Linked DNA regions of Mus musculus: region 1 is linked to region 2. Evidence: chromatin loops called from intact Hi-C (ENCODE). Cell type or tissue: heart. All regions are shown on one strand. Region 1 holds the start of Ktn1 (kinectin 1). Region 2 holds the start of Fbxo34 (F-box protein 34).

What was found. A loop is a pair of places that touch in the nucleus more often than their neighbours do. Peaks named below come from ENCODE experiments on the same cell type or tissue, not always from the same donor. Only the 100,000 strongest peaks of a DNase experiment are listed, where the experiment ranks them.
Region 1: a loop joins it to region 2, with 2.5 times the contacts of the local background. A loop is called at or near these places in 1 of 42 quality-filtered maps.

Annotation. Positions count from the first base shown.
Region 1 is chr14:47,647,182-47,652,181 of GRCm38, forward strand. It overlaps Ktn1 (kinectin 1), which reads left to right and starts at 2,130. Exons shown (of 39, transcript NM_001347527.1): 1 at 2,130-2,258. In heart, no CTCF peak of the experiment used is centred here; DNase peaks (open chromatin) are centred at 2,080 and 2,650; H3K4me3 peaks cover 2,875 bases; H3K27ac peaks cover 1,912 bases.
Region 2 is chr14:47,470,575-47,475,574 of GRCm38, forward strand. It overlaps Fbxo34 (F-box protein 34), which reads left to right and starts at 1,987. Exons shown (of 3, transcript NM_001146086.1): 1 at 1,987-2,143. In heart, no CTCF peak of the experiment used is centred here; DNase peaks (open chromatin) are centred at 1,977 and 2,477; H3K4me3 peaks cover 2,384 bases; H3K27ac peaks cover 1,491 bases.

The DNA.
Region 1 (5,000 bases), 180 kb after region 2:
ACTTTCTGAGAACCTTCTTCCTCCTTTATTCAGATGAAGGCAGGCATCCTTCCAGCCTCCCTTCCAGTACTGTGAGCTGCTTTACTTCAATGCTTATCTCTGCCTTCCCTGAGCTGGCTGAGTGAGATACAATCTCTTACTCAGATGCTACTCTGATCTCTACAGAACTCCCCAATTCTGGGAAGCCTACATGGTCAAAACAGGAATGGGCAGGCGCCTCTTCATCTATCAATATATTGCATGCCTTCAAATCTTCCCCAAAATCCGTTAAGAAGAAAACTGGTACAAGCTAAAAGCAGTAAACTGTGCTTTTTGTCCGGGGGGGGGGGGGGGGCGCAGGGGGGAGGGGAGAAATAGTCTTTCGGTAGCTACATTATACCTTATAGTTTTCAATAAGGTTTAATTTCTGATTGTTTTAAGAGATAACTCAGATGGGGAGTGCTAATTCCTTTTAGCAAGTTAGTTGTGGGTTTCAGCGACATGGACATGACATCGGTGAGTAGTGAGCAGCAGTCACAGTTAATTATAACTTAGGTTAATTATGTGTGTTAACTATAGTTAATTATGTTACATTTTACTATACTTCAAAACTTAGAGGATTAGTCTTAAATACCAATAGGGCTTGCCACCTGTAACATATCTAGTACATCTTTTTGTTTTGATGTGAGCAATTAGAAAGCTTATAGGAAGGAAGCATCCAGCTGTTCCCCTTTGAGAAGTCAAAGTTCATCCGAATAGAAGTGGCTGGCGCATTTATACTTCTGTATCGACTATAAGAAGTAAGACGTTTGGAGGATTGCTTCCCTAAAGACCATGCTACTATGTAACTTACGAAGGAACCTATGTATCATTTGTATGCAAATGATGGTGTCCTTTTCCTAATGTCAGAAAAAAAAATCTAACTGGAAACTTTTTTGTGGGTGGAGGGGGCGCAATTACAGAGTTGTTTGTAAGCTATTCAAGAACCTTTACATTCCATTACAGAAATGATACAGTTACACTTTGTATTAAGCTACTAATGGCCTCACTTCCCAACAAAGCCAAATCTTCTGGCACTTACAGGTTCAAGAGACAGCAGCTCAGAAACAGTGTTTTGCTGGCCTTGGAGCTGGTGAGTGCTGAATAATACTCATGAGAAAGGAAAAGAGCAAGCTCCTTGAGAAGTGGTGATTGGACACTGGTGGAATTCTCAATACCTCATCAGGCTGTTGCTACAAACGCTTCAGCTTTCATTTCTGCTTTGAAGAGCTCTGAAAGCTTGGGCGGAAATCATTCGAACGCAGACAGATGCGCAGCATTCTTGTAACTAGCCTATGATGAGGACATTCTCTGTTGTTAATGTTGAGACTTATCTGATGCTCCAATCATTAAGGATTGCTCCTGGGTAATGGTAATGGTGAGTCTGATTCTATTTCTCTACCCCACACTCTAGAAGCGTGCCAATCATTTGGTAACTTTTGAGGAGAGTTTAGAGTATGTTGTAGATATGTTCAGGGCAGTGACTGGCGTTGTCTGAGATAATAATAATAATAATAATAATAATAATAATAATAATAAAACACTAAAAAGCAACACCGGAGAAAAAGCTTCCATCCTCGCAGCAAAGAGCAGAGAGACGCAGAGATTCTGGTCAACCCCTCTTAGCGCTGCAGTTTCTAGTTATTTAACCTTGCTTAAGGAATGGCCAGCAGCCAGCAAGCATTGCAGCCTTACAATATTTGCACACAACTTATTTAGGTCGGCTCTATAAATTCCTCGTTTTGCGGATTTCGGAGGAGAAATCCCAGCCGTGTGTGTGTGTGTGTGTGTGTGTGTGTGTGTGTGTGTGTGTGTGTGTGTGTGTGTGTATGTCTAGCAACTTGGAGTACGGTTAAAAGGAATCAACCCGTGTCGGGGGCCAAGTGGTACTTTTGTGCGAGGGTCACGTGAGACCAAGGCCGACTGGGGGAGGCAGAGTAGGGTTGAATGGATGAAGGGATTCCGCAGGGACTTCCAGGCGGAGGGTGACGTCTCTGCAGCCCAGCGCGGGGCATCTGGAGGCCGCCGGCTGCGCGGACCTGTCCCTTTAAGGGGCCGGTCTCCGGGCCCCTCTGGCCGCGACGCCCGGACGTGCGGAGCCGCCCCGCCCCGAAGCCGCCCGTTTCCTGCGGGGCGGCGCGACGGCACCTGAGCTACTGCGGCGGGGCCTGGGAGCGCGCTGACCAGGAGGTAGAGCTCGCGCCGCTGCATCGTCCCGGCCTGGTACCCGGCTGCGCAGGGTGAGGAGCAGGGCCGGGGACTCCAGGGCGCGCGGGCGCGGGGCGCAGGGCGGGGGGCTGCGCTCGCGGGGTAGGCCTCGCACGGAGGTCGCAGTGTGCAGCGTCCGCCCAGGCCGCGCCGCCGCCGGCCCGCTCCGAGGATCCGCCTGCGGGTTCGGGCTCCAGGGTTCTGGCTCGGCGATCTCCCCGTGGCTGCAAGGTCCGATCCCAGGTCCGCGAGTGGCCGGAGCTCCCCGGCCATCTCCTCTGAGGGCGAGGTCGATCCGCCAGGGCCGCGGGGTGACCGAGGAGCCTATTTTTAGCTGGGCTCGCAGGCCCCAGGGCGGGCTGGCGGATTAAGGCTCTGATGAGGGTGACCAGAGGGAGCGCCTCGCCTCGCCTCGGGCGCCCTGGGCTCGGGCTGGGCCACGCGTGCGCCATGCTGGAGCGGCTCTCCCCTCGCTTGTCCCGGAGCGCCGCCCCTCCCACCACCCGGTCCTGGGAGTTAGGGGAAATCCTGCGAAGTTCTCCCTCTCTCCCAGGGGTGTGTCCGCCTTGGTGTCCAACAATAGAATTTGGGGTGTCCCGGATCTGGCCGCTTTTGGCGTAAGGGAGCAGAGTTCGGCCATCCGAGACCGGGGCTTGGGAAGCAGCGTTCTCTTCTTTGTCCGGCTGCCTCTCGGTTTAGGTCAAAAAGTGCGCTGTTTAGTGTCTTCGGGTCCTTCTGGGAGGAGGCGGAAACCCGGATTCTAACAGCAGGGCCACTGCTAGAAGTGGATTCCTTAGCAGCTATGTGGATTAGCATAGCTTCAGAAGCTGCGGGCCGAATAGAATAGTTCAAAGTTTTGGAGTGTTCTGAGAAATTGACAGCTCCACACCCAGGTAAAGAGGAGCTCCCCAAAGGTGAACTAGACATTGAGTTGTGTAGCAGGTGACTTAGGGGTGATTTAACTTTTTTTTTTTTTTTTTGCCTGAATTAGGTTGCACTTGTTTTCTCCCCTCACCCGCAAGCACTGGCAGCAGTGGCTCTGGTGTGGGTAAAAGCATTTGGTGATGAGACCTGAGATAATCTGTCCATGCTGCCCTGGGGCATTCCGGCTGACCTGTGTTCTGTATGTGCCGCGGTAGCCTTTCATATCTGATGTGTTGCTTGGTAAATAAGCCTCTTTCCCATTCCACCTTTCTTTTAGAGACCTTACACGAAATAGCTAGGCTTAATTATGTAGGTTCTTTCCCCATGCCAACCCTGAGTTAGAAACGTCTCTGAATTTTGTAGCCCTCAGTAGACATACATGTCTTAATTATCAGGTGCATTAGAGAATAAGGTGTTCTACATTACTGAGACACACACTCAAATATATCGGGAAAATTCCTCAAGTGTATTAAACACTTTAATATCACAAAGGATACCCAGTATATAATCCTTTCTTGATTCATTGTCAGCATTATGGAAAGCCGTTGGTTTGTTTTATTTTATTGGTATATTTCTATGACCTCCCTAAGTATTAGCAGCCTCTTTCTCTGATATAGTTTCCCCCTAAACAAATCTAATAAGCAAAATCCACACAAACCCCTCACCCCCCGAGCAGTGTACAGGCTTGCTAGTTTGTAGGTTTTGATCTTTTGTTAGATTTTGATAAAGACCTAACAAGTAAAGGGCTTGTTCTGAGGCTCAGCTTCTAGAGGACGCATGGTAAGATTGACCGTCAGTCAGTCTTTAGCTGGAATTTTACTTGAACTCTTTGGAGGATGTATCGTTTTTCCAGGGAGGGACTCACTGGGGTCAGCCAGAAACTTGAGCATGCCATATATACTTTTGACACCTCTAGCCCTCGAATATGTATTTTTGTTTGTATGCCTACTATGCTTTTTTTTTAATGGCCAAATTTTTAATTAAAAAGATTTTTTCAATACTTTGTAAAAAATAAAAATTAGTAAACTCAGTGGTTCCAGGAGAGTTTGCTTTAGGAATCTGACCTCATGTGTAATAAGGAATGGCAGGAGGTGGGGGCGGGGGAGGTACAAATGTTCAGGTGTTTGAAAGTAACCTCTTACGCATGTGGTTTTAAAGGTCTCTGAAGGCAAATCCAGAGTATCCCTAGAGACCAGAAGTAACTGTCCAGAAGTCGCAGTGACCTCTCATGTATAAATGGACTGCATCCCCCATCATTGCTGCTCCAGTTCTAAGGGACAGAGTCTGGGGTGTTCTGATGAAAAAGATACGATGTATTTGTTAGCAGCTGGGGAAAATTGGTTTAAGATTATGAAGGATATGGTTCCTATAAATAGAAACTTAGGGGGAAACTTTAGGTGCCAGGAACCAGAGTTTGAGTAACTTAAGCCATCACTAAAGTCTAGAAGAGAAAAGTAATAATTTACAAGTGTTTGTCAAGTGCATGAATTGGTGCTGACAGCCTTAAATTGCTTTTAAGCCTTTTCAGTTAAAAAAAAAATGCTGTTTGTCATGATAGTGTCTTTGATCACTCCCAAGGGCAGAGCAGGTGGATCTCGGACAGACCAAAGTAAAAATAAAAAGGGTTGTGAGCTTTAGCCTTGAAATGATTTCCTCCTACCCCCTTTAAAAGAAAGGGTCCGGTCTCTACCATGGAGATTATTTGTATCCCATGTTCATTCACTATAGCAAAGAGTTGGAATCAACCTAGTTGTCTGTTAGTGGGTAAGTGCATAATGAAAATTAGGTCTCTCTGTAAAAGAGTACTATTCACCTCTAAAGAAAAATGATGTAAAAACATTTGCAGGAAA
Region 2 (5,000 bases):
TGTCTGTGCGTCATATCTGCCTGGTGCCTTTGGAGGCCAGAAGGTGTCAGAGCCCCTGAAGCTGTAGTTACAGCAGGTTGTGAGAGGTCATGTGAGTGCTGGGAACCAAACCCAGGTCCTCTGTGAGAGCAGCCAGTGCTCTTAACCACTGAGCCATCTCTCCAGCGCTACAAGATAAGTCCTTAATTTCTTAAGATGCTTTTGTTAAGTATTTTGATCATGGAAATGAGAAAGGGATACAGCCCAGGAAACCCGGTACATGCTAAGTAGCCCAGAGTGGCTTTGAACTGCCACAACCTCTTGTCTCAGCCTTCCAAATTCAGGGATTACAAATGTGTACTACCATGCTTGGCTTAGTTTTATATTTTAAAATTGCAAATTTGTGTGTGTGTGTGTGTATGGAGGGTTTTTCACATACTCCAGCCCACGCATGTGTGTGTGTGTGTGTGTGTGTGTGTGTATGTATGTGTGTGTGTGTGTGTATGTATGTGTGTATGTGTGTGTGTATTTGTGTGTGTGTGTGTATGTGTATGTGTGTGTGGTGTGTGTGTGTGTGTGTGTGTGTGTGTCTGTATGGGTGGTATTCACATACTCCGGCCCACATGTAGAGGACATCTTTTCATCCTACCAGGTGGGTCGTAGGGATTGAACTCAGGGTGTCAGGTTTAGTGTCAGTACCTTCATCTGCTGCAGCATCTCACTGGTCCTATTTCTACATTTTGATTCTTTAAGACTTCACACACACGTTTCACAAGAGGTTTTTTATTTTCTGATGTGAGGCTGTTTAAAAAATTTTGTGTGTATAGCTATTTTGCCTGCACATGTGTGCACCAGATGTGTGTCTTGGATCCCCTGGGACTGAAGTAACAGATAATTGTGAGCCACCACGAGAGTGCTGAGAATTGAACCTGGGTACTTTAGAAGAGCAGCTAGTGCTCTTAAGTGCTGAGTCTTCTTGTTGTTGTTGTTTTTTTTTTTTTTTCTTTCACTGATAAGTTTACAAGGCTCTTGTAGATTAGCAGTTTAACTTTAAAGTTTATGTACTTTCTGGTAGGTACTTCTGCCATAATTTTATGGAAAATATATTCTTTTGTAAAAATTTTTTTTATGTGTATAGTGTTTTGTCTCCGTGCATGCAGTGTTTGTGGAGGCCAGAAAAAGACGTCTGATTCCATGAGGCTGCAGTTACAGACAAGTTTCGAACCACCTTGTGGTGTGCTGGGAATTGAATTCCCCTGGAAGAGCAGCCAGTGTTCTTAACAGAGAGGACCCGCGCCCTGCTCCCGCTGATCCCAAATTTGCTTTGCCATTGAGGGTGACCATGAACCTGTGGCGCACCTGACATCACCTCCCAAACTCTGGGATTACAGATATGAAGCAACATGCCCAGTGTGTAGGACATCAGGATCAAACCCAGGGCCATGGGCTTGCTAAATAGCTCATTTTAAAAATTTGAAATAGATGAGCCGGGTGTGGTGGCACACGCCTTTAATCCCAGCGCTCGGGAGGCAGAGGCAGGCGGATTTCTGAGTTCGAGACCAGCTTGGTCTACAAAGTGAGTTCCAGGACAGCCAGGGCTATACAGAGAAACTCTGTCTCCTAAATAAATAAATAAATAAATAAATAAATAAAATAAAATAAATAAAAATAAAAATTGAAATAGAACCATACGCTAGTGGTAGAACCAAGATTAGAACCCAGACATGTTGGATATCTAACAGGGTCAAACGTATTAAGGCTTCTGGAGCACCTGGGAGTGTTAATGAACTTGTCACTCTAACTGTGCTCTAGGGTTAGGGTCCTTGTTGTGCAGTGACACTCAAACTCCCCAATCTCCCGCCACACCAGGCTTGTAGGCGCTTGTCCTGGCAGCTCCCATCTCTCCCCACAGCGCTCGCGGCCGCCCGCAGGGGGCGCTGGCGCACGCAGGCTTTGCGGCCCCGCCCCCGGGCAACCGTCGATTGGGCCGGCGCGTGATGTCACGCCGGTTTAGCCAACAAATGGGTTTCGGGGCGAGCGTTGGGCTCCGCCGCTCAGCGCTGAGCTCCTGGTCCGCCTCAGTGTCGGGGAGCGAGTCAGGCCTGCCGCCGCCGCATCGGGCTGCCGCAGCCCCGGGCCAGGCCCTGGCCCGGCAGAAGCACAGGTGGGCCGGGCGAGGGCGCGGGGCTGCGGGGCGCGGGGCAGGTGGACACCGTGGCGGCTCCCGCTGCTCCCCGCGGCAGGGCCGAACGTTGGGGGCGGGGACCGCGGCTCGCCGTGCTCGGGGTGCCGCCGCCGCAGCGTCCTCCAGAGAGCCGTCCTCGCGGCCTGGCCCCGAGGTCGTGCGCCCGGCTGCTCCCTGGGCCCGGAGTCCGGCGACCCAAGCTAGGCCGCCGCGGGTGGGCTGCGTGCGGGGCGCGGGGCTCCGGGTGTCCCCGTGCAGGTGAGCGGCGCGTCTCCTCCACCCTCCCCGGGGGGCCCTGGCGTGCGAGCCTGCGGTGGTGAGGTCACAGTGCCGAGGCTCGGCGTGCGGGTGATGTCAGGGCTCTACCGAGACAGACCGTGATGTCACTGCAGGCCCCGAGTGGCGACCTTGGCGCGCGGAAGGGCTGGGAGGACCCGCGGGGAGAAAAAGGAAGTTCGGTCCTAGCAGATTTGAACCAAAATCTTGGGATCTCGGCTTCGTACAGTTTGGATGTAATAATTGTCAGGTGCTTAAACTTCATTTCGGAGAGCATCGGTAGTAGTACAGTTTAAGGACATTCGGTTTAGATATGAGGGATCTTGGGGGTTGGGCGTGGAAGGGGTATTAGGGTGTTCACTGTGCCTTCAGGAAGCTAAACTCAGTTTGATGGTTTGATGTAGCAGTTGCTGGGAAAGGGTGCGCGGGGGCTGAACCAACTGGAGGGCTGATAATTTAGTTGGCTTTATCTTTTTTTTTTTTTTTTTTGCCAGTGATCTGCTTGTTAGCGAATGACCAAGGCAAGCAGATCTTGAATGAACTTTGTCTTGCAAAGAAGGGGAGCTTGAATCAATCCAACATTTTTCTTAAATAATAATCCCCCGATGATGTAATTTATCCTGGTGTTTCTTGCCCCCCCCTCCCCCGTTTTATCAGGGACATTTGTTTTTTTCTGTGATTATAGCTCAGCAATAAGCCTCTGCTTTGCAGCCCACCCCCACCCCAAGACTAGGCTGTAACGTAATATAACACATCTGAGGACTACCTTTGGGGTCAGGCGACTTACATTTTGTCAGTAGTGCTTCCGAATGTGAAATGATAAATTTTAGCAGGTGATTTTGTGAATGTTGATTTTTCTCAGGCTTTGAAAAGATAGTAGACCTGCATAGAAGCACTGGCGCACTGGCGGTCAAGCACACATCTCTTGACTGCCCGTAGTGACACGAGGGCCCAGAAGCAGTTACATAGGACACTTCATACTAAGAGGGATGGAGGGGAAGAGTGGAACACAGTAGGCTGGCCATGCTGTCAATGAGAAGAGAGATGGCTAGCGCATGCCGGGAGCAGCCAGGTGAACTTTGGATCAGGAGATTAGTGTAGGTCGGTGGTACCAGGTGCTGTTCATCAGGACAGTAATCCCTAAGGCACGTCAGAGCTTTACAGCTGCCCTGCCCGGCAAGGAACCTGGATGACTTAAAGGCTCTGAAGGTCCTCACATTCTAGTGTCTAAGTAACCCAGGTGTGATCTAAGTCACAGTGGCCACCTCTCTAGAGATCTTAAACTTTGTCTAGATCTGTGTGGCTCAGTCTCCTTCAGAGAGACTCGGTGTGTGGGGGGGGTGGAGGAGGAGGAGAGAGCAAAACCACGAACACTAGCACAGTCTGTGAAGACATTCAGTATTCACCTATATTTCAAAGTATGTTGCTCTGGAGAGCTTTGGAGTCCAAACAGGCCCCACCCCGTCCCCAAGAAGTGGGCCATGATGGAGAGTTTTAGGGATGGGGCTTACCTCTAAGACCTGTAGAGCCTTTGGCTAACAAGTCCAGGTTGAAGAGATTTGTAGCGTGGCCTGTGTCCAGAAAAGCCACGGGAGTGGCTACTGCTTGGTTCTGTAGGAGCCCAGTCCGCAGTGCAGCATAGTTTGTCTGGAAAGCAGACTCTGAAGTCAGAGAGACTGGGGAACTGTAAGGTTTAACATGCGTGTGGGAGATTCTGTGCTAGGTGACAGTTCTAAGGAGCGGCTTATTTGTCAGTGCGTGTCCTACTCCCCCGGGACTTGGGCCTGACTCACCAGTGTGCTTTGGAAGCACTTGAGCTGTTTGGTTTCACAGGCTGAGGTTGAGATGGCAGTTTGCTTCCTGGTGAAGCTCACCTTTGATTCTCATTCATACCCATTGAGATGAAAGTCTGCACTTTAGATTTTTGAGTTGTTGCTGCAGTTGGTTAAGAGCTGTGGGGCTGTTGCGAGAAAGGGGTGAAGGTATTTTTGCAGGACCCTGGGAAGACCAGGTGTGAATAGATAAGGAGCTGTCTATGAAGAGTGGGCCCTCTCTGCTAGTGTATTGATTATAGTTTCCCAGCCTCAAAAAGCTTGTTTACTCTAGTCATCAGATAAAGGATTTGGCTTTAAAAAGACTGGAAGTTATGCCATAAGGTATTAATAGAAAGGATGTTAGGACCAGAATTTAATGAGAATTTTAAAAACTTATTTAGTTTTCCAGTTTTTCCTGTTGTGTGCATGTGTACCATGTATGGCCATGTATGTGCCATGTGTGGTGGCTGCTGAGGTTGGAATAGAATGTTGGAAACCCTAGAACTGGTTACAGAGATGATTGTGAGCTGCCATGTGGGCGCTGAGAACTGAAGAGCAGCCAGTGGTTTGAGCCCCGGAACCATCTCTCCAGCCTCCCGTCATGACCCGATTGGAGGAGAGAGTCACATGAAAAGCAGACTCTTGGGGAAATCTTGTCCTGTCCGTCGTCACAGGTTTGGCTGACTTCATTTCTTCCCTTCCCTGTGTTTCTTGCCTGTCTCTGGCTTCTCACCTTTGCTGGCGGC